Linked DNA regions of Mus musculus: region 1 is linked to region 2. A link is a loop called in an ENCODE intact Hi-C map of the cell type or tissue named here. Cell type or tissue: left cerebral cortex. All regions are shown on one strand. Each heading gives the region's core, and the rest is flanking DNA. Links, peaks and the distances in the headings are about the cores only.

What was found. Peaks named below come from ENCODE experiments on the same cell type or tissue, not always from the same donor. Only the 100,000 strongest peaks of a DNase experiment are listed, where the experiment ranks them.
Region 1: it touches region 2 in a loop (2.5-fold over the local background); 2 of 42 quality-filtered maps call a loop at or near these places.

What each region holds. Positions count from the first base shown.
Region 1 is chr3:102,608,192-102,618,548 of GRCm38, forward strand. No RefSeq gene overlaps it. Among named protein-coding and RNA genes, the nearest start is that of Gm40112, 81 kb to the right of the region's middle. In left cerebral cortex, for the core only: no CTCF peak of the experiment used is centred there; no DNase peak of the experiment used is centred there.
Region 2 is chr3:102,686,310-102,696,666 of GRCm38, forward strand. It overlaps Gm40112 (a long non-coding RNA gene), which reads left to right and starts at 8,004. Exons shown (of 3, transcript XR_867534.3): 1 at 8,004-8,317; 2 at 8,408-8,569; 3 at 9,807-10,145. It also overlaps the pseudogene Gm19202. In left cerebral cortex, for the core only: a CTCF peak has its summit at 5,720 (motif pointing left); DNase peaks (open chromatin) are centred at 5,685 and 8,134.

The DNA of each region.
Region 1 (10,357 bases), core at 2,381-7,380, 79 kb before region 2:
GGAAGCAGTTGCACTGGATGATCTCTACGGCTTCCTCCAGATCTGACTTCTAGTTCCCTCTAGGGGAGCACAAAGGTCCTTGATGATGAAGTGAAGCTGCCAACACCCCACCCCTACACACACACAACATTTGTTCTGTAGTGTGCAGTGTGCCCTTCATTATCTTGTCATAGATAACAGAGTGGTATTTGTCGCCCCCCACCCCCACCCTGCAACAGAATTCTATGGAATGAGAAAGCATAGACAGAGCAGAGAGAAAAGTGGCCATGAGTGGGAGGAAGGAGAGCTTCTACAGGGCTCCCCAGGGCCACAAGCTGAGGGATTGTTCCCCATGGCAACCTAAGGAGATGACCTGGTAGGATCTAGACAATACAGAATACTTCTGGTAATGTAGTTTTTGCCACATACAAAACATCTCAAAATTAGTGGTGTAAAGCAAGGACCATTTTGTCTGCGCTGATTCCATGGTTATCAGGGGGTGGAAGACAGCTACCCAATAAAAAGACAATGCAAACTATACATACTACAATTTGATGTTTCTATTAGAAATAGTTTTACAGGTTAAAAGGGAAAAAAAATGAAGCTCATTTTAATATTTTAAAATTAATCTAACACCCCCAATGAGCTAGGAGTGTAGCTCAATGGTAGAACTTACCTTGCATGCATAAGGCCCTGGGTTCAATCCCCAGCTCTGTGAAATAAAACACAACCCAAAGAAAGCATCAACACTGAGTGTAGCTCACTAGCCATGGGTGGAAGCAAATCACATGACCAAACCTAAAGCTAAAATGGGGTCCACCCAAGGGCGTGAAGATGCTTGACAGCGTCCTTGGGAGGAGATCAGTTCTCCAGTCCCCAAAGCCTACAGAACAATCCATCGCTCCCTCTTTCTTGCCTTCAAAGGAGGTTCCCACCAGGAGGTAGCACAGGAATTCCAATAACATGTAATCCCTTTCTTCCTGCCATGTTGGTGCATCATACAAATACATTTTACACGTTTGCAGCCACGTTCTTTAATACTCTTGCAGTGAAGTATCCTTAACACGTTCCATATTATCAAATGCTCTTCTGAAGTTTAAATTTTAATGGTTTTACTCTGGTCTACTATATGACCATGTTATTTATAACATTTATTTAACTATTTAAATAATTGTTTATTGGTGAGGATTTATTCCCCATTTTCACAGTTACAGATATTAAAGGACTAATTTAAGGTTTTGTTCACCTTTTCATTCTCTTAAGCTTATTTAGAAAGAAGTGGAGCTCATTGTCTCTTTCGTGGCATCTAATTCCTTTGTTCAACGGTGGTTTCTAAGCACACGCACTCTCCAGACTCTCAAAGATGTTAGGGTTTGTAGCAGTGACCAAACACAAAAACGAGTTCCTGTTCCCACGGAGGAGTGTACATTTCACTGGAGGGAGGCTACAGTGCTATTTAATATGTCTCAGACTAATACATGCTATAGAAAAAAGTTGGTCCAGGATGAGGATGAAGAGTGTGGGGGCGGAGCTGAAATAAACTAGAAGGACTCTCAGGATAGGCCCCCTCATGTGATAGTTGGTCAGAAATTATTAAATATCTTTTTTATATTACATAAGATGGGAGGGCAGGACCACTGGGCAAGAAAATACTAAAGTCATGATCCATCCATCACCTTCGACGTCAGCCACACCCAGAAAGTTACAACTGCACCCCAACTCGTCAGTCTGGGATTCTCTGCAGAAAGTCACGGATTAGTAGAGATCACATACAGGACGACGTACGATGTCATTAGAGGTGGCATCTTCAATGATGCACCTCCTCTAACTTGGTCCCCCCCCCAATGTTTTCATCACATCTCAATAATGCCATCAAATGATGTCTTTATCCTCCATGTAGTCATCAGCTCAGAAGTCAAAGCCTCGTCTCCGGAAGGGATTGGACCTGCGATACACAAACCTTTTTAGGAGATAATTCATACCTAAACATAATCCTTGGTGTGGTTAAGATACACGAAGGATGTCAATGTAGCTAGAACATTGCAGGTGATTCAAGATGAGCGTGGGAGGAGGCACTCAGAAGGAATCCCTGTGGGCCTCTGAATTTATGCACTGACACTCAAGGCCATTGAGGAGCTCTGAACCTGCATTATTTGTATACAGGAAGCAAAAGGGCAGGAAAGGGCAGGAGCGGAGACCAGTGAGGAGGCTGACGCAGGAACCTTGGCCAGAGACTGATCATTAGAATGTGATGGAAGAGTGAAAAGGAGCAATGGGGTTTTGTGACAGACAGCTTTTGGCTTGGGCTAGTGGGGAATTGATAATGGAACGATTTACAGAAATGGAGATCACGGTGCTGGATTTGAAGTAAAGTTATGTCCTTATCAAGCTAGAGAAGTCTCCGGGGTATTCAGGAGAAATGAAATGTTGAGTGACAGCTGGAAGTTAAGCCAGCCACCAGGTGCACAAGGCACAAGTGAGGGATGGTGAGATATGAACGCGGTTCTGGGGACTCTTAGTAACTCTCCCAGTCGACATTGAGATGAAAACCAGACAAACAGCTAAAAGGACAAAAAGAACATGAGCTTGGATCATACCATCTGAGGCAGCTGCTTCCCCCAGGCAGCCCTCCTAGCTTTCATGCGGCTGATCTGTAAAAGAGTTGGTGACAATGTCTGCCGAATAGGGTTGTTCAGAGGTTGGGAGTACCCTGAACAGCCACAGAAGGACCAAGGTACCTGGCACGAGGCGAGACTCTGTGGGTAACAGGCTTTCTAGAACCAGAAAGGGTTCCTAGAAAAAGCAAGGTCAGAACAGGGACTCCCTCAGAGGGAGTCTTGCCGGGGCCACCCGAGCCTGAGTCCTTCTATTGACAGCCTTAGGGAAGGTAAAATCAACAGTGCACAGTGGTCATTTGGATCTGAAATAAGTTTCTTGGGCGTGAAAATGGTGGTGAAATTCTTGACAGCTCTGCCGCTTGTCAGCTGGTAACATCATTTTCACAGATAATTAAACCTGAGCTAAGCGAGCAACAGTAGAAATCACTCTGCAAATTAGTGCCTCTGGGAAGATTCTCTCTCTCTCTCTCTCTCTCTCTCTCTCTCTCTCTCTCTCTCTCTCTCTCTCTCCCTCTCTCTCTGTCTCACACACACACACACACACACACACACACACACACACACACACACACACACACACTTTTATTCCTTTTCACACTCTTTCTTTCTGTAAGGAAGCCTATTTTGGGGGCCAGCCTGAGCCACTTTCTGGGCTCTGCTCCAGGAGCTTCATAGCAGGGGTCGCTCGAGCAAGGGTAGCGGTTTTGTGAGCTATTTGTTGCTGGTTTCCAATGTCCAGAAGACCTCGCTTTCCCACGTATTTCTGGTTTGGAAAGGAGGTGCGCCCGACAATGAGCGCACAGCCTCTGAAACCAAAGGCTTAGAGAGGGGAGGACAGACGATTCATTCTGTGGTCATCTGTTCCCTTCTCATGATAGGGGCAATTCCAAACTGGCCCTGCTCCAGGATCTTGGTGGGAAAATCTGTAGACCCACTACCCCTGCAAACAGCACCCTTGGGGCGTGTTTCTGTGGTGTGTCTGTCCTTTGCACTCAAGAGGTTTCCACAAAGGACACTGTTCCAACTTGGTTGGGAAGAAGGACGGGAACTGCGGTGTGGCTTCTGGCCCCCCACAGGGGAGGTAGAGGTAAGCGGCTTAGCAAAGCCTGGGGCCCAGCAGGCCTAGAGCAACTGTAAACAAGACAGAATTGATCAGCTCAGCAGGCTCTTGATTCTGGGTGAGTGAATTAAGCCTTCAGCTCTGCCTGGAAGTGTCTCTCGGTAGCTGCTGGGAAGGCCATAACCTCTCTGAAGTTTCCACCTGAGCAGAGAGATTCTTCTACCCCAGCTCTTCCAAATAAGATAGTTAGACAGGAGGGTGGGCACTACAACAGCAGCAAGTGGGGCACACCAACTAGGCAGGGTTCCAAGAACTAGCAAAAGCCAAGAGTCATCTGACCTTCGTAATGAGGACGCTCATCCCTGTCTAGGCCTCTGCCTTCACCACTGTCCTGTCAAAGCTCATAGCAGGGCAGACCCATGGGTCACAGAGGTCCTGACCCAATTGCACACAGGAAGGAAGACGCTCCGTACCCCAAATTCTTCCTCTTTACACATTTGCAGTGTGCATTGTCCTGGACTAGCCCCTCTGTCCTCAGGGACTTTTAGACATTTGAGAAACGAAAGGGAAATGAATCTAGAACTGGATATAATGATGGGGATCTTGAGGCAAACCTCAATTATTCAACAAGTATGGACTGAGCTTCACGAAAATGCCAGTTTATCTGAGAGGCCAGGGTCCAGGCGCCTACGCCTTCTGGGCTCATAGGTTCTGACAAAGCACACAAGTAAGAACACCTCAGCATCCTGCTAATGGCATGGGGCTGAGAGAAGAACATGGAAAGATGGATGGCCAGTGGCCAGAAACCTTCACTGGGTTAGCAACAGAATTCTAGACAACAGTGAGGAAAGGCAAATGCAAAAAGATGGGTATGTTAAGTATGTGTGTGCGTGGAGGGGGGGGGGTGAATTGGGGAAAGAGATGTTGGAGTTTAAATTTTTAAATGGAGCGATGACTCAGCACTAACGAGCACTTATTGCCCTTCCAGAGGACCCAAGTTCAATTTCTGTCATCCTCATGGGAGATTCCCAGCACCCATGTGGCCGTTCACAACCATCCTGTAACTACTTCCAGAGGACCCCGTGCCCTCTTCTAGCCTCAGTGAGTACCAGGCAGGCTCACGGTGCACATACATAAACCTTGCAAGACATCCGTGTGACAAGTGATGATGATGATGATGATGAAGTCCTTTAGAATTAAAAGATTGGATGTGCAGAAAATAATTACGTATACAGAAAGCATGTAAACAATATGTCAAATTTGGAAAAGTAATTTTCTCTGGTGAGGGAAAAGATACGTACGTATTCAGAAGGACTGATTGCACCTGAAATGGTTCATCATTTGAAAGTGTGTGTGTGTGTGTGTGTGTGTGTGTGTGTGTGTGTGTGTGTGTGTGTGTGAGTAATACTAAAATGTAAAAAACTCTACATTGTTATTTGAACTAGGTCGAATAAGTTTACTGTTGTGCCAACAACCACAGCCAACTCCAAGCTTACCCACTTGGCCTTTGTTAGCTTCTGGAGAAGAGAAGTTCAAGAGAACCCTGAGATAGACTACCGAGGAGAAAGGAATTTTTGAGAGAATTATTGGCGCTGCAGGCAGACAGACAGAGGCAACAGCATGGCAGAGGCTCTGAAGGGTGCGCAGGATGCAGCACCAAAGAGATACAGCATAGTTGAGTCTCTGGAGAGAAATCAGAGTTCACGTGGCAGAGGAGTGGGACCCCCTCTGTTGATCCCCTCTGAGGATGGGCTTGGGGGCAGGCAAGTACTGCCTGGCTCGAGATCACCAGGCTGCAGTCAGAGGAGGGGGAAGATGCACGGCTTTAACGTACCTCTCTTCCAGATGAGCGATGCCAGTCACCTAGCCTGTCTGCTAGCTAGGGCCTCGGGGACAATGTCTCAGCAGCGCACCTGTCTTATGAAAGTGAGGAGGAGGCTACAGCAGATATTGTGGCCGGAGAAGAAACTAGTCTAACATCCGGTTCTTACAGGTTCGGCACCTGCCCACCTTAAATAACCAGGCAGTGTGGCGAGGCCTCAGAAGGCAGACAGTCCAGGTGTGCTGTCTACTCGACCAGTAACGGAGACTTGAAGCTGGGAGGTACCTCCCAGGCAACTCACCCGCTTTTATCCGATTTATGGATAAAAGCAGCAGGCTACCACCACCCTGCCTCTCAGCTTTCTCTTAAGGCTGTAACGGGGGCACGGTGATATTAGCCTCCACTTGAATGGACTTTTTTTTCCAAAGGTTTATTTATTTATTATATGTAAGTACATGGTAGCTGTCCTCAGATACTCCAGAAGAGGGCATCAGATTTCGTTACGGATGATTGTGAGCCACCATGTGGTTGCTGGGATTTGAACTCGGGACCTTCAGAAGAGCAGGACTTTTTTAAAACAGAAATGTGCAAGTCTCATGATGAGCCTTGAATGAGACTACGGCCACATCATGGTCAGTAGATACAGAGTGAAGGCCTCTAGCCTTTTTATTCTTCTTCTTTTTTTTTCTTTTTTCCCCCCTTAGGTATTTATTTCATTTACATTTCCAATTCTATCCCAAAAGTCCCCCACACGCTTCCCCACCCACTCCCGCTTCTTGGCTCTGGCGTTCCCCTGTACTGAGGCATAGAAAGTTTGCACGACCAATGGGCCTCTCTTTCCACTGATGACAGACTAGGCCATCTTCTGATACATATGCAGCTAGAGACATGAGCTCCGGGGGGTACTGGTTAGTTCATAATGTTGTTCTACCTATAGGGTTGCAGATCCCCCCCAGCTCCTTGGGTACTTTCTCTAGCTCCTCCATTGGGGGCCCTGTGATCCATCCAATAGCTAACTGTGATCATCCACTTCTGTGTTTGCTAGGCCCCAGCATAGTCTCACAAGAGACAGCTATATCTGGGTCCTTTCAGCAAAATCTTGCTAGGGTATGCAATGGCATCAGCGTTTGGAAGCTGATTATGGGATGGATCCCCAGATATGACAGTCTCTAGATAGTCCATCCTTTCGTCTCAGCTCCAAACTTTGTCTCTGTAACTCCTTCCATTCTTGATCATCCTTGCTGACGTCACTGACAACTCTGCATAGGGTAGAAGGTCATAAGTGGCTTTTTAATTAGGCCATAACATTCCAGATACAACACACACTTTGTCTTTTACTGTTTGGTTTTTATTTAGCCTTAATCTTACAGATAGCACATGAATATATGTTATGAAGAGCCAATTCTTCACTTTGTCCCATGCTGGGCTCCAAATGTCAGACCCACCTCTCCAGAGGAGAACTAATTTCCCTCCCTGATTTTCTCACACTTCTTCTCCCATCCCAACACACTTGGAGAAAATTCTGATAAGGTCAGTATTTGGGATATATGCTGATTACAGTTATGCAATTCATAGCTGAATTATATGGTAAATTATAATTCCACTCCCTCTCTGCACATTTTCTGCTTTCTCTAGATTTAGTAATATCTTTTTTCTTACCGTTTTCTTCTTTTCCCTGGTAACTTGTTGACAGTTGTTTAAATAGCCTCCCAACATATTCAGCTACACCAAGAGTCTCAATTACATCTCCCTGCAGAATCCTCTCTTGGGTTCACATTCACTTTTCTGTCTTTCTTCTCTGACACGTGTGCAGCTCCCTTCTAAAAACCCACCTTTCCTGGACCCTGATAACTGGTTTATTTTTCCTACACTGAGTCTTGTGCTAGTTACATTTATATTAGAGTCACTTGGGAAGAGGGGAATGCAACTAAGAAAATCCCCCACTGCATTGGCCTGTAAGGGAGCCCGTGGTACATTTTGTTGATTGTTGATTGATGACTGATGTGAGAGAGCCCAGCCCATTGTGGGTGGTGCCATTCCTCAGCTGATAACCCTTGGTGCTATAAGAAAGCAAGCTGAGCAAGCCATGGTGAGCAAGATAGTTAGCAGCACCCTCCGTGGCCTCTGCATCAGCTCCTGCCTCCGGGTTCCTGCCCTGTTGGAGTTCCTGTCCTGACTTCCTTTAATAATGGACTATAATGTGTGAGCAAAATAAACCCTTTCCTCCCTCAAGTTGCTTTTGGTCATGGTGTTTTGCCACAGCAACAGAGACCCTAAAAAGTCCCCCACCCATTCTCTGAATTCTGGGTTTCCTGATTTGCTTTCCACCCTGCTAGCTGACAGAGAAAGAATAGACGACCGATAGTTAATGTCTTGGGTGTTTAAAAATGGATTTGTTTTACACTGGCTCTTGATTATTAACTTGGCTAGGAATAGAATTCTAGATATAAATTGCTTACTTTGGAAATTTTTAAAGTGGTACTTCATTGTCGTCTGACTTTCACTAATAACACTGAGAAATAAAAACAATTTTGCTTTCTGCCCCTCCGTTATAACCAGTCTCGTAAGGAAAATGTGTAAGACTGCCACTTTACAAGCCCCAAGGTCCATGCCCTTGGTAGTGCTTCTGCAGGCTGCCTATTTTAGGTTGGGGCCATGGTCTGGCCAAGGACCTGGGAAAGGGTAGCTAAGGCCCCAGCCCTGGCTAGAGAGCTATGGGCAGTCTGACAGCTGCTAGGGAAGAGAGAATCATTTGGAAGCATGGCCAGCATTGGGTTCTCAATGCCCCAGTGGATGGTCCCCACATGCAAAAGCCTATGGTCAGCACTAATCAGCTCAGTAAGTTATAGAAAGAATAAAGAAAAGGACATTAAATTGGGAGGGAGATGTACTGAGGAAAATGAAAGTTACCAAGGGGTGGCTATAATAAGATACATTGTATACATGCATGAAAGTAAAACAAATAAATAATATTACTTTGTTTTAAAAGTGGCACATGTCATCTGTAGACTAAGGAAGTTCTGTTTTTCCCCAGGACAACTATCTCAGGGACAAGTCTAAGTGGCATATTTACAAGGGGGAAGAGTGCCACCTGAGATGCAGAAGTGAAGAGTAGAATTTGGTTTTGTTAAACCAAGAGGTTTTTAAAGGTTGTCAACTACAGCAACCGTATTGTGAGTTCTGACAAATGAGTACACCAGCATCCGGGAGCAAGCAGGGACTCTATTTTTAACCATCATGTTGGATGCTTAGTGGGCCTGTGGACTCACAGCCTTCATTTCTGGAAAATCTTACTTCATTCATAATTACCTCTCTAGCTTTCTCTGGACTCTTTCTTGGATTTTTTTCTTATTTGGTTGCTGGACTTCCTGTGTAAACCTTCTATTTTCTTTTTTTTTCATAGAAAATATATGGGAATACATCTAACTCAAGTATTCAAAGAAATGTTAAAAAGAAACTACATTTCATTTTTTTCTTATCAAGTAAATATACTGTATTAGAAACTAATAAATGCCATTGTTAGCAATGGGCCGAGGAGGTGGGCATTCTCATACTCTGCTAATAAAAATGTAAATTTTACAAGCCTCCTGGGTGACAGTTGGGTAATAGGAGCCCAGAGCCATGTTATATTACAACGAATGTCCACCAGCTGCATAGTTGCTTTAATACAAGTGTTCTCCTTAGTAACCACATCGGCTCAGTGGTCAAGACGGCTGGTGACTACATATTGAAGACATCAGACGTGGAATATTTGCATAAGCACAGATTTGTTTTTACATTTTTATCACTGTATATTCATTATATCTGGTATTATAGTCCATAAAGATCCCTTTCAATGGGTAGGGTGAGATAGTGTTGGAAGGAGGAATGGAAGGGGAGGAATGTAATTATCTTTTTCATTAAATTTTTAAATATTTTTAAAAGATATATTTAGAGTACCTTGTGTGCTTGACCTTTTTCACCCCCAACACCCCATCCACTTATCTCTTTCCTTCCCAAAGACTCCCTTCTGTTTTCATGCCATGTATACCTATGTGTATACAATATTAATGTACCTCCATGAAATCTAGACTCCACAATGTTTTTCTCTGTGAGTCTGGCTTCTTTTATGTAACAGAATGATCGCTAGCTGCCAATGTCTTCCAGCAAATGGTATAATTTCAATCTCCATTATGGCCAAATACAACTACTATGTATACATATCGTGGTTTCTCTGTCTGTCTGTCTGTCTGTCTGTCAATCTGTGCACAGGCTGCTTCCATAGCTTGACTGCTGTATTCACAAGAGTGCTGCAGTAACCAGGATTATTCAGGGAGCTCTGTGGCCTGCTTAACTTCCTTTGGGAATATACCCGGAGGCCCTGTAACTGGGTCTTAGGGTAGTTCTCTTTTTAGATTTTTAGGCCCTCCATGCTAATTTCCATAGTGGGTGGAAGTTACCCCCCTACAAATGGTGTGTGCCCACGTCCTTCCTTCCATGTTTCTTATTGTTTACTTCCTCTTTACTTATTTGTTTAGTGGTGTGTGTGTGTGTGTGTGTGTGTGTCCATACCACAGCACACACTAAAGGAGTTGTTTCCTCCTTCCACCACGTGAGCAGTGGAAATCAAGCCCGGCTCATCAGAATTGACGGCACACACCTTCGCCTGTGAAGCTATCTAGCCAGACCTTGTTTACTTTATTTAATGATAACTGTCCTGACTGAACTGAGATGGAATCTCAATGAGACTTTTAAAAGAACAGAGCAGAAATAATCTGAATGTCTATAAAAAGAAAGGTGTTATTATAAATCCATACAGAAGAGTATATGATATCGCCTCATAAAATACAGCTTGGGCACTGGAGGCCAGCTCAGCAAGTAAAGCCCTTGCCTTACAAA
Region 2 (10,357 bases), core at 3,155-8,154:
TTTTTTTTTTTTTTTTTTTTTTTTTTTGTAGTTTGGAGCAGTTAAGCAATATCTATAAGGTGACAATCTAAGACCCGAAAACGGCTTGATCAATGGCAAAAGGGGTTGATTTTCTTGCCTTGCAATATCTAATAAAAGATCTCCTGGGGGAGGAGAAGTGAAAGACTGGTCAGCACGGCACTGGATTGCCAAGCGTTCGTCATCTGCATCAACAGTAGCTTTCTTAGCATGGCTGGAATAGATTTTAGCATCATCTAGAATTGTGCTCACATATTAGAAGTCAAACTCCAGCAGCTGGTTCATGACTCTTGGCTCACATTTTTTAATCCCCATATCCTTCAGGATTTGTGGCATCATCTGTGCATCTTTCGGCATGCTCTTGGGAGACGCCATCTTGCCAGACTCCTTGATGACCGGTGATCAGACTTCTCCAGCTAGATCTCTGACATTAATATACTTCAGGCCTGATCTTCATGCAAGTTCTTTGCCTACTGTAGTTTTTCTAACCCCTGGTGTACCGGTGAGGAGGATGTTCGGAAGGTTCCCAGTCCTCCTTCACATGCAGCCAGTGCCTCTATAACTTGCTTTTCATTTTTACCGGGGGTGGGGGGGGTAACTAAGAGTCTTGAGTCTCAGAAGAGACTTTGAACTTTGAACTTTTAAACAGTGTTGAGACTGGAAGACTCTGGGGACTTCTGAAGTCACTGAAAGTATTTTGTACTGTGCCCTGATCGCAAGCCTGTGAAGGCCAGGGAGCGGAGTGTGTGGTTTGAATACAACTGGCTCCCACAGGCTCCTATGTTAAAATACTTGGTCTCCAGTTGGTAAAGCTGTTGGGAAAGAGTGAGCCTTGTTGGAAGATGCATGTCCCTGGACGCAGGCTTTGAGGTTTGCAACGCTTTCAACATTCCCAGTGTGCCCTCTGCCTCCTGATTGTAGACCAAGGATGTGAGATTTCAGCTGCTGTAGCCAACATGCCTGCTACTTCCTCTACTGCCTCGCCATGGTGGATGCTGAATCCTCTTAAGCTGTAAGCCAATTCAATACTTATTTTTTTATAAGTTGCTTTGGTCATGGTGTTTTATCACAGCAACAAGAATGTGACCAAGACAGGAGTAAGACAGTGTGTGAGTCTGTGACTGTTCTAGAACTTTCTAGGAAAAGGACAATCTTCTAGGAAATCCACTTGAGGCATTACCTCCCCAACCAGTTCTAAAATTCTAGAAAGATAGTGTCTGCCTACCTATACCCTGCCCTGGCACTCTCAGGCCAAAGTCATAAGCCGATCGGTGTACTTGAACATTGCAGCTCATTTTGACGATAACCTGAGCAGAAAGGACATAGAAGATTGATTGGCTATGAGACGGTATGCAACTTCACCCAGGGCTCAGAAGCAAGATCCACACTTTGGGACAAGCCCTCCTTTGCACACACCTGCTTCCCCTATTCATGCCCAGTGTGGCTCCAAGTTGAAGATTCTTAGAGGCTGTTGCTGAGGAAGTATGCCTTGGGGGGTGGGGGTGCACTGTTTAAAATAAATAGCACCATCCTTCCCAGTAAACTAAAAATATGTGAACATACAGACTTTTCTCAGCTGGAGACTCTCGTACATTTTTGCTCCACCTTGGTGCCTGTTAGCACTTGTCTGTTAGCCAGAACTAGCCTAACCCAAAATAAATGAATGGGTAGAAACGATTAATGGGAAAACCCCAGACGGAGCCTGTGTCTTCCAGCAGCTGCTTTTCATGACCCAGGATGCTTGTGTTTGTGGTTTCATGTTGCATGAATAGACTGCAGTCGTATGTTTGCTGGAAGAGGACTGTTCCTTGTTCGTTTGAGGAAATTCAGTAGATTGCATTTGACGGTGGGCTGGAAAATCGTTGTGACTTTCAAGCCATTACCTCCACTCTACCCATGTAAATGGTTATGGAATAGCACGAGGTTTTAAACTTAGCCGGCTATCACTCCAGGAACCAAAGCCATTTCTTTAACTAAGGAGACTGCTCAAGCCTCAGTTTCAACCTCCTGAGGATGGGCGTAATGTAGCCAGTGAAAGGAAGGTACTGATGATCCTTATCACAAGAACTAAGCAAGCCACATTTTAAACACGCCTGGCCCAATTTCTCACACCTGCCCATGAATCACTGGGTTTCACACTCCTACTGCAAGCATCCTAAACTTCAGCCCTCAGGCTCCACCAGGCTCCAGGAAACTGCCTTACCAGCCCTTGGTATCAGTGGTGTGTGGAAGCTCCTGCCCCCACCACCCAGCCATCAGGAGTCACAGACCAACTCCAAGAAGCTGAGGCCCCAGCAGACGTGAAGCAGGGGAGGAAGAAGGTGTCTGCATGCCTTAAACCAAAGGGTCTCTGCCCAGGCTAGACCCAGCTGCGCCCTGGAGGAAACAGGATGGAACAGAGACTCTCTCAGCTGTCATCTGCCCAGGCCTCACATTGCCTCTCTCACAGTCTTGCCTAAATCAGGCCCAAGAGTTTTAATTAAATGTGTGAAGAAAGAAAAAAAAAAAGACAACAACAAAACAAAAACACTCCTCTTCTCGCACATGGGAAGGGCAAGCCTTTGCCACCCAGCATCCAGAAGGAGCTGGCCCTTGGAGAGGAGCTGTGTCACCTGGTGCCTTCTCACGTGTGATAATCAGCTGGCAGAAGAGCAAAGTGTGGGAAAGGCCCTAGAAGAAGCGAGAACAGTTCGATGTCAGCCCCAGCCCCCTCCCCAAAGTGCTCCAACTGTGGCTTCCTCAAAGTGACTCTAATTGTTTAAACAAGATTAAACAAGCATGGAATCTGAGAGGGAGAAGGGAGAAATTTGAAAAACAAATAGCAAGGGAATTTTTCTATCCAAAGACCCGAAACAAATCTAAACCGTAAGAACAGCTTTAACCTAGTAACCTTTTAAAATCCCAAATTGAATGTGTCCAACAGAATGTGTCCAGAGGAAGAGAACATCCCAGAGTGAACCCACACAGAGGAGACAGAGGGGCAGTGAGTCCATAGCTACCACTTTCACTGTACCATCAATGAAAACACACGCAAGCACACACACACACACACACACACACACACACACACACACACACACTCACATATGCATACACACATATATGCACACACATGCACACACACCCATGCACACACACCCATGCACACACACTCATACATCCACACACATACATATACACACACACTCACATGTGCACACACAGCCCTAATGCATTTCTGATCAGAACACCAACATCAGCCCCATAAAATAAAAACATCAAGAATGGCGCAGTAGATCCAACAAAGAGCACTGAGATTTAAGGATGCCAGGATGCTCCTAACTCCTCCTTGGCTCTAGATCTCCCATTCAGTCATTACCTGGCCTTGCACAGTTGGTCTTTATTCTGTAGCGTGCCCTTTCCCTGTCTTTCTTGGCTTGGGAAGCCCCACTCGCTCTTTACTGAACACGGCTGGAAAATACTTGGCCCAAGTCAATTCCCAGAGCCCAGGCAAAAATGCTGGGTGTGATGGTGCACAGTTGGAATCCCTGTGCTGGGGAGGCAGAGGCAGGGAGATCCTTAAGGCCCTCTGGCCAGCCTAGTCTAATGGTGAACTCCAGGTCAATGAAAGGCCATGTCTCCAAGAAGGTGGGTAGTATTCCTAAGGATGACACCTGAGATTGTCCACTAACTTCCATATGTACACACATGCAGGAACATTCAAACACAGACACACACACACACACACACACACACACACACACACACACACACACACACACACACAGGCTTTTCAGCAAAGCATCCCCTTGCCTGTTATCACTGCCTTCCGGTGCATATTTCCAGCCATTCACAGACATCTTGACAGCCATTTGCTTCCACAGCTCTGCCTCTCACAGAGTTGAACTTAAGTCACTGTGCTTCAGAAACACTGGCAGCACCGACTCTGTTGCAAAACATAGGATGTTTTCAGCAGATGTTTGTGAAGCTAAAACGGTTCTGATTCTACGCAGGTGATGCAGGATGACCCCTTAGTGGTCAGGAGGAAGGGTGACAGGATCCTGGAGTTAACTTAGCTACTAGAAAGGATTCCCCATCAGGCAGACCAGAAGCCCACCATCTCCTTGTGCACCCCTCCTTGGCACACACTAACGTTGGTCTCCGGATGCAGCAGGTAAAACACCCCGCTGGCCTGGTAACCTGCCGTTTTAAGGAAGCCACAGACTTCAGGATCGAAAGGGATTGTAGAAGCCACAGGATCTCCTCCAGAGATGCTCAGTCAAACTCAGTGGCTTTCACGTCATAAAGGAGGCATCCTGCCCTTGTGAAATGGGCTTCACTGTTATTTTTTAAAGAATACTATGTGAACATTTAGCCTCATTCATAACAGCTACCCTTCACAGTGCTCCATGGGGCTTCCTGCTGGGAAACTACACTTAAATTCTCATGTTTCATTCTGAATATCTTTTTGGAGACAGTGGGGATTGTTCAAGGGTGACCAGGCACCCTTGAACAACTGGATAGTTGTTACACCATGTTCCTCACTTAACCCATACAATCCCAGAGTTCCCTGTGCTCCTGACTCAATAAAGTCTCACTTAAACAAGACTCTAACAACCAAGAATGGGAGACAATCAAAATGTTCTGGGATTTTTTTAAGATTATTAAAAAGCAATCAAATAATAAACCATAGGTATTTTTATAATCTTCTTTTCCCATGTTTCCCTTTGACCAAGGTAGAGCCTCCTCCTAAAACTCTCTCTTTGGCTGTTTCCAGCCTAGCAGGCTGGACCCCTCTCCACAATACCCACCCCACCAGCCTCCTGATTTAAAACAAAAAGGAAAAACAAACAACAAAAACACTAATCTTACTTAGTTCATGGCTTTTAAACTTCCTTTAGTCTCCCACTTCCCTGTCTCTGCCCTACAAACAAGTTCTAGGAATGCCCTTGGAATTAAATCATAAACTTTAACCCCGCGTCATGAGGTGAAGAGAGACAAAGCCCCCAACACAGCATCTTTCCTCTGCAGCCCCTTTGCTGACACTGATGTCCCAGTTGCCCACTCCCACCACCTGGATCATTCTGAGAATGGCCCTTTGCATAATCCCCAATGTCTCTAAAGAGAAGCACACAGTACTGAACGCAAGAATGTAAGTGTAGTTTCCCAGCTGGGCCCATGGACCATGAAGAGGGGCCGTTACGAATGAGGCTGAAGACTACAAGTGACACTTATTTCACATCTAGGCGTGTGCCGCGAGATGTGCACTGATGGATATGTGCCCTGGTCAAGGCTAAGCATTGCCTGGCAACCCTGGGAACATGTTCAATTTGAGGGTCTCTCAGGCAACCCCAACCCTCCTACCAAAAGCATATGTCCACTAACATAGCAAAGTAATGCCTCATGTTGCTCAGAAACATTAAAGCAGCAGGAAGGCTGGAACCCTCAAAGCTTGTCAATAATTAATATTCACTGATGATTTAAACCATTTCTGGTCAGAACTAAGAAGTGAGAAAGGGTCTGTATTTGCTGTAGCCAAACATTATGTGTGTCAAGCATGGCGTGAGAGAAGAGTACATAGAGAAAAAAGGATGCATCTGAAGAGACTGACAGGAGACCAGCAAGAAGCCAGGCTGCCAGATCCTGAGTGCCTCTGCCAGCCTCTCTCACAGCTGGTTGAGGAGCCTAGGAAGAGCACGGCGAGAGTGCCCTCTAGTGGAAGGACCCAGAGTTTGGCTCCCCTCTGCTCTGGGTTTAGCCTGGGTTTACATTTTCTGTAACTTCTTCACTCACTTATTCAGTAGGCACGGGTTGAATTCTCTTTGTGTGCTAAACGCCACGATGAACGCCAGGGAAACATATCACTAAGACTTGACCATCACTCCCAAGAGAGTTTCAACCAGGTGAGGAGATTGGACAACTCCTGGGAGGGGTGCATGCATGTGTGTGTGTCCCTGTATGTGTATGTATGAGTGCATGCATGCATGTGTGCACATATGTGAATGTAAGTAAGCGTGTGTGTGCACTTGCGCATGCATGTGTGTATGTGTGTGTTTGTGTGTGAGTGTAAGTGTGCATGTGTAAATGTGAATGTGTGCGTGTACGTGTGCATGTGTGTGCATGTATGCCTGTATGTGTGTCTATTGTGAGGCTGTGCAGAGGTGGTGAATCAGGAGGATCTGCCCGACAGATGTGACCCTCAAGCTGAGAAGACGTTTAGTTGACAGGCAAGTGGACTATAGGTGTGTCAGTCAAGACAGCTGGGGCTAAAGATGCTCTGACCCATCTGGGGAGAGAGAAGGTGAAAAGCCAGAAAAGGCTGAGAGGATAAGCCTATGGTTTCTCATTCCTTTAAACATGACAGGAAGCTAGACAAGCAGCGAGCTATTTTACAGATTCACGAATGCATTACTCTGATGGAAAGGGAACAGAAGTTGATCCTCAGGGAAACAAGACTGAAGGCCAACAGAAAATGAGGGTCTAAATTAGAACCAGGACAAGAAGCCGAATGGAGGAAGAGATGTGGTAGAGAGCAGGTCAGCAGGACTTGCTTACAGAGTGGGTGTGGCGAGGAGGCAGGAATGGGAAATTCTCAATCAAGTCCCAGCTCCAGCTTGTGGGGAGGGGGCGAGCTTGATGGTGTGTTACTCATTAAACCAGGGATGGGGAGAACGTATATGAGGAAGACGGTAAGTTCTATTTTGAATATGGGGAATTGGATGTGGCTAAGAGGAAAATTCTGGGAGGTAATTGGTAATTGACTGTTTAGTCTGCAGCCTGGGGAATTGATCTAAGGGTTGGCAGCAGTGTATGGCATGGGAAGGGAAATGGCCTTCCAAGGGAGCAGCCACCATAGAAAGAGAACAGCTGCGGGCAGGCTCTGAGGCAAAGCTCTCTGTTCAGAGTGGAGGCAGATGCCCTGAGAGCTGAGAATAACTGAGAAAGAGAGCCAGGTAGGCAACTCCTTAGCGGTTAACAATCCTCTTGGAACCATGAAGATTAAGAGTCATGTAACAAACTCAGCATGCGGTAGGCACGCACAGCTAGCTCCCTCCCCTACTGTAGTAACGTGGCTAGGAAATTCAATGTAACAGAGCCCCGACCCACAGTAGATCAGCTTGTGTGAAGGATAATGGATGTGGCTCCTCCCACTGATGGGAACAGTGAGGGGTCTGGGTCAGTACCTCATGTGTGCTCTCCACCGAGTGGGCACTGTTGACTGATGTCTTCTGTGTTCACTGAAGTTTAGGAACAGATTCTGACATTTAGATCCCAGTAACCTCAATGACCTCCCCTGACGCCCAACAAGGCTGAAAGATAGAGATGACTGGCATTTCCTATTTATAGATAAGCACATCAGATTAATGAACTAACCAGTACCCCGGAGCTCTTGACTCTAGCTGCATATGTATCAAAAGATGGCCTAGTTGGCCATCACTGGAAAGAGAGGCCCATTGGACACACAAACTTTATATGCCCCAGTACAGGGGAATGCCAGGGCCAAAAAAATGGGAATGGATGGGTAGGGAAGTTGGGGGGGAGGGTATGGGGGACTTTTGGGATAGCATTGGAAATGTAATTGAGGAAAATACGTAATAAGAAGAAGAAGAAGAAACACTATGAAAGGTGCCTAATACTCCTCAAAAAAGGGGGGGGCCTCTTTAAATCATGTCATCTCTAGGCTGTCCCTCTTGGGGAGTGAGGAAGGAATAGGAACACACACACACAGACACACACACAGAGAGATACACACACACACACCCACAAGCATGCACACACACACAGAAGATGGCAGCCACTCTTTGCCAAATCTCAGGGTTCCCCCCCCCCTCGGTTCTATAAGTGCCTCAGTTTTCCACTGGGAAATGGGACTAAAGGGTTCAGTACCTCCCTTCCTTCCTCCTATTAGGGTCATGTTGGAGGCTTCTGGAGCTGAAGGAGGATGTGAAGGCCCACACTGGCTGTCCAGTTAAATGGCAGGAAGGTGCAGCCCTTGCCCCTCACTCCCAGTAGATGGGTATACTGAGAAGTTAGATCAGTGGTTGGATGCCTGACACTCGCTGCAGTCACTTCTGAAGCTGAGGCCAAGTGGAAGTATTGGGAGCATGACAGTTATCCACAATAATAGCAAGCAAATGGGAGCTCAGTTTGGGCAGTGGACCATCCGCCGAAAGGAAATGAGCTGCAGCTGAACTCAATTCTAAACTGAGCTACGTTGGATCACGATGCCTGCTCTCTCTGTCCTGCCCCCACCTCTTCCCCATTTCTAAGTTCCAGGTCCAAAAAAAAAATAAGGCTGGGCATCTCTATCAGATGCAAGGTACAGAAATCTCTACTTAGGGTTTCTCTAAAATGTCTCCCTTTTGTGTGTAGTACATAAATAAACACCTCTAACTGATCTGTCATCAAGGGAAATGAACCACCCTGAAGGCATTTGGCCACCTCAGCGTCAGAAACAACTAACCCTCAGGTGTCTGTAATGTTCTGTGACCGCCTTCTCGGCAAGCCTAGCCCACCCTCAGCTCACCTGTTCCTGGAAGCTACTTCCTCTGGAGGTTCTTAGAAGAAACCAGTAAGTTTCCTTTGCCCTACCCTACCTCTGTCCAATTAGTGAGGTGGGTCCCAGGAGCCACTAGCTCACCTCAGTCATTCACTCACCCTGTTTCCATGCCTCCAAAATACACTGAACTTTGGGGCATGGCTGGGGTTCATCATACTCTCCTGGCAAGGCTCTGAAGCCTTCCGTGGTCACGTACACCCTGAGTGGCTCCGTCACTAGCACAGGCTAGTCCTGCAGAGGCCCCAGACAAGTGTTAACAAAGAGTCAGCGGGAGCAGGAGATGATCACATTCAACAGCTATTTGTTGACCTCCCCCTGTCTGCTCTGCAGTGTACTAATGTCGCTTTGGCCCAGCTCTGAGAAAGAGCAGGGAGTATGGTGAAGGACAGTCCTTACAAGGAGAAAGCCTTCTCACTTGGCACCATGCTCCACTAACAAAGCTCTTCCAATAACAGCCATTTTGCCTCTACCTCTAGAAGAGAGGCTGGCATTGCGACTGGCCAGCCAATGGCATGGTTTCCATGTTCACATGAGAGAAACAGAGGCATGGAGATGCCAATGACTTGGTAAAGGTGTCCAGCACAATGCCAAAGATGAGACCCTGACTGTAGATCCAGGGTCCAGGAATGGAAAACACTCTACCACCCTCACCCTTAGACACAAACACAGACTATAGCCCAAACAGTAGATGGTGGATGCCAGGAGGACGTGGACCAAGACCATGTGCTAAATGCATCTGAAGAACCATGGAGGAGAAGGGCCAGCCACCCTGGAATCTCGGGGAGAGAACAGATACCCTCCACCTAGTTCTGGGCTTCAGGGCAGCAGGGGAGTTGGTCCCCTCTGGACTATTCTCTTCCACCCTTAACCTTCATCATGTTGCCCCTCCTCAGGCCCTAAGAGCAGCATTGCCATTCTTCAGTTAATCAGACTAACTGTGAAGAGATAACTTGATCTCAAATGGTGCGTATGTTCTGGAGGAAAGCGAAATGAACATTTCTCCTGCTACAACCAAGAGTTCTGCCAAGTGGACTCTACAGGAAGACTCCCCCCCCCCATACCAGTGTTTGGTTCCCAGTACCTATGAGGTGGCTCACAGCCACTCATAATTCCAGTTTCAGGGGGTCTGATGCCCTCTTCTGACCTCGGTGGGCACCGAGCACATATACATGTATGTGGGCAAAACATTCATACACATAAAATAAAATAAATACTTATTTACAATTTTAACATTTCTTTCCTTTTACAGTGAATGTGCATGTGTGTAGTACATGTGTGGAACTCAGAGAACAGCTTGTGAGACTCAGCTCTCTCCTATCACGTGGAGTTCAACTGTTGACCCAGCTCCTCAGCTCCCTGTAATAATTTGCTAAAAGGCAGAGGTAAGCTGATCACCTCTCCTTCCTGGCTGCAGACAACACAAGGCCAGCTGCCCTACGCGTCACTCCCAGGCCTCCCCACCATGATGCACACTCACGAGTCAAATAAACTTTCCTTCCTTAATTGTATTTGTAGGGGATTTTCTCGTAGCCATGAGAAAATTGGCCCACACTCCCATCCACCACTGCCCCCTTTTCTCTGTGTCTTCCAGTTCAGAACCATTCCAGGGGAAACCAAGCTGCCTTAGATCACCTTTTCACACAAGCCACACCTACCCAAGCCTACAGTTTAATTACAGTTAGGTCAGATACCCTCCCAATCAAGGAATGGTCTTGTAGGAAAATCAAAAAGGCTGTTTGCCAGAGCCTGGAGCTAGGAGGGAAGTTGGGTAGAACCACAGTGACACCCACTCCCTGTGTT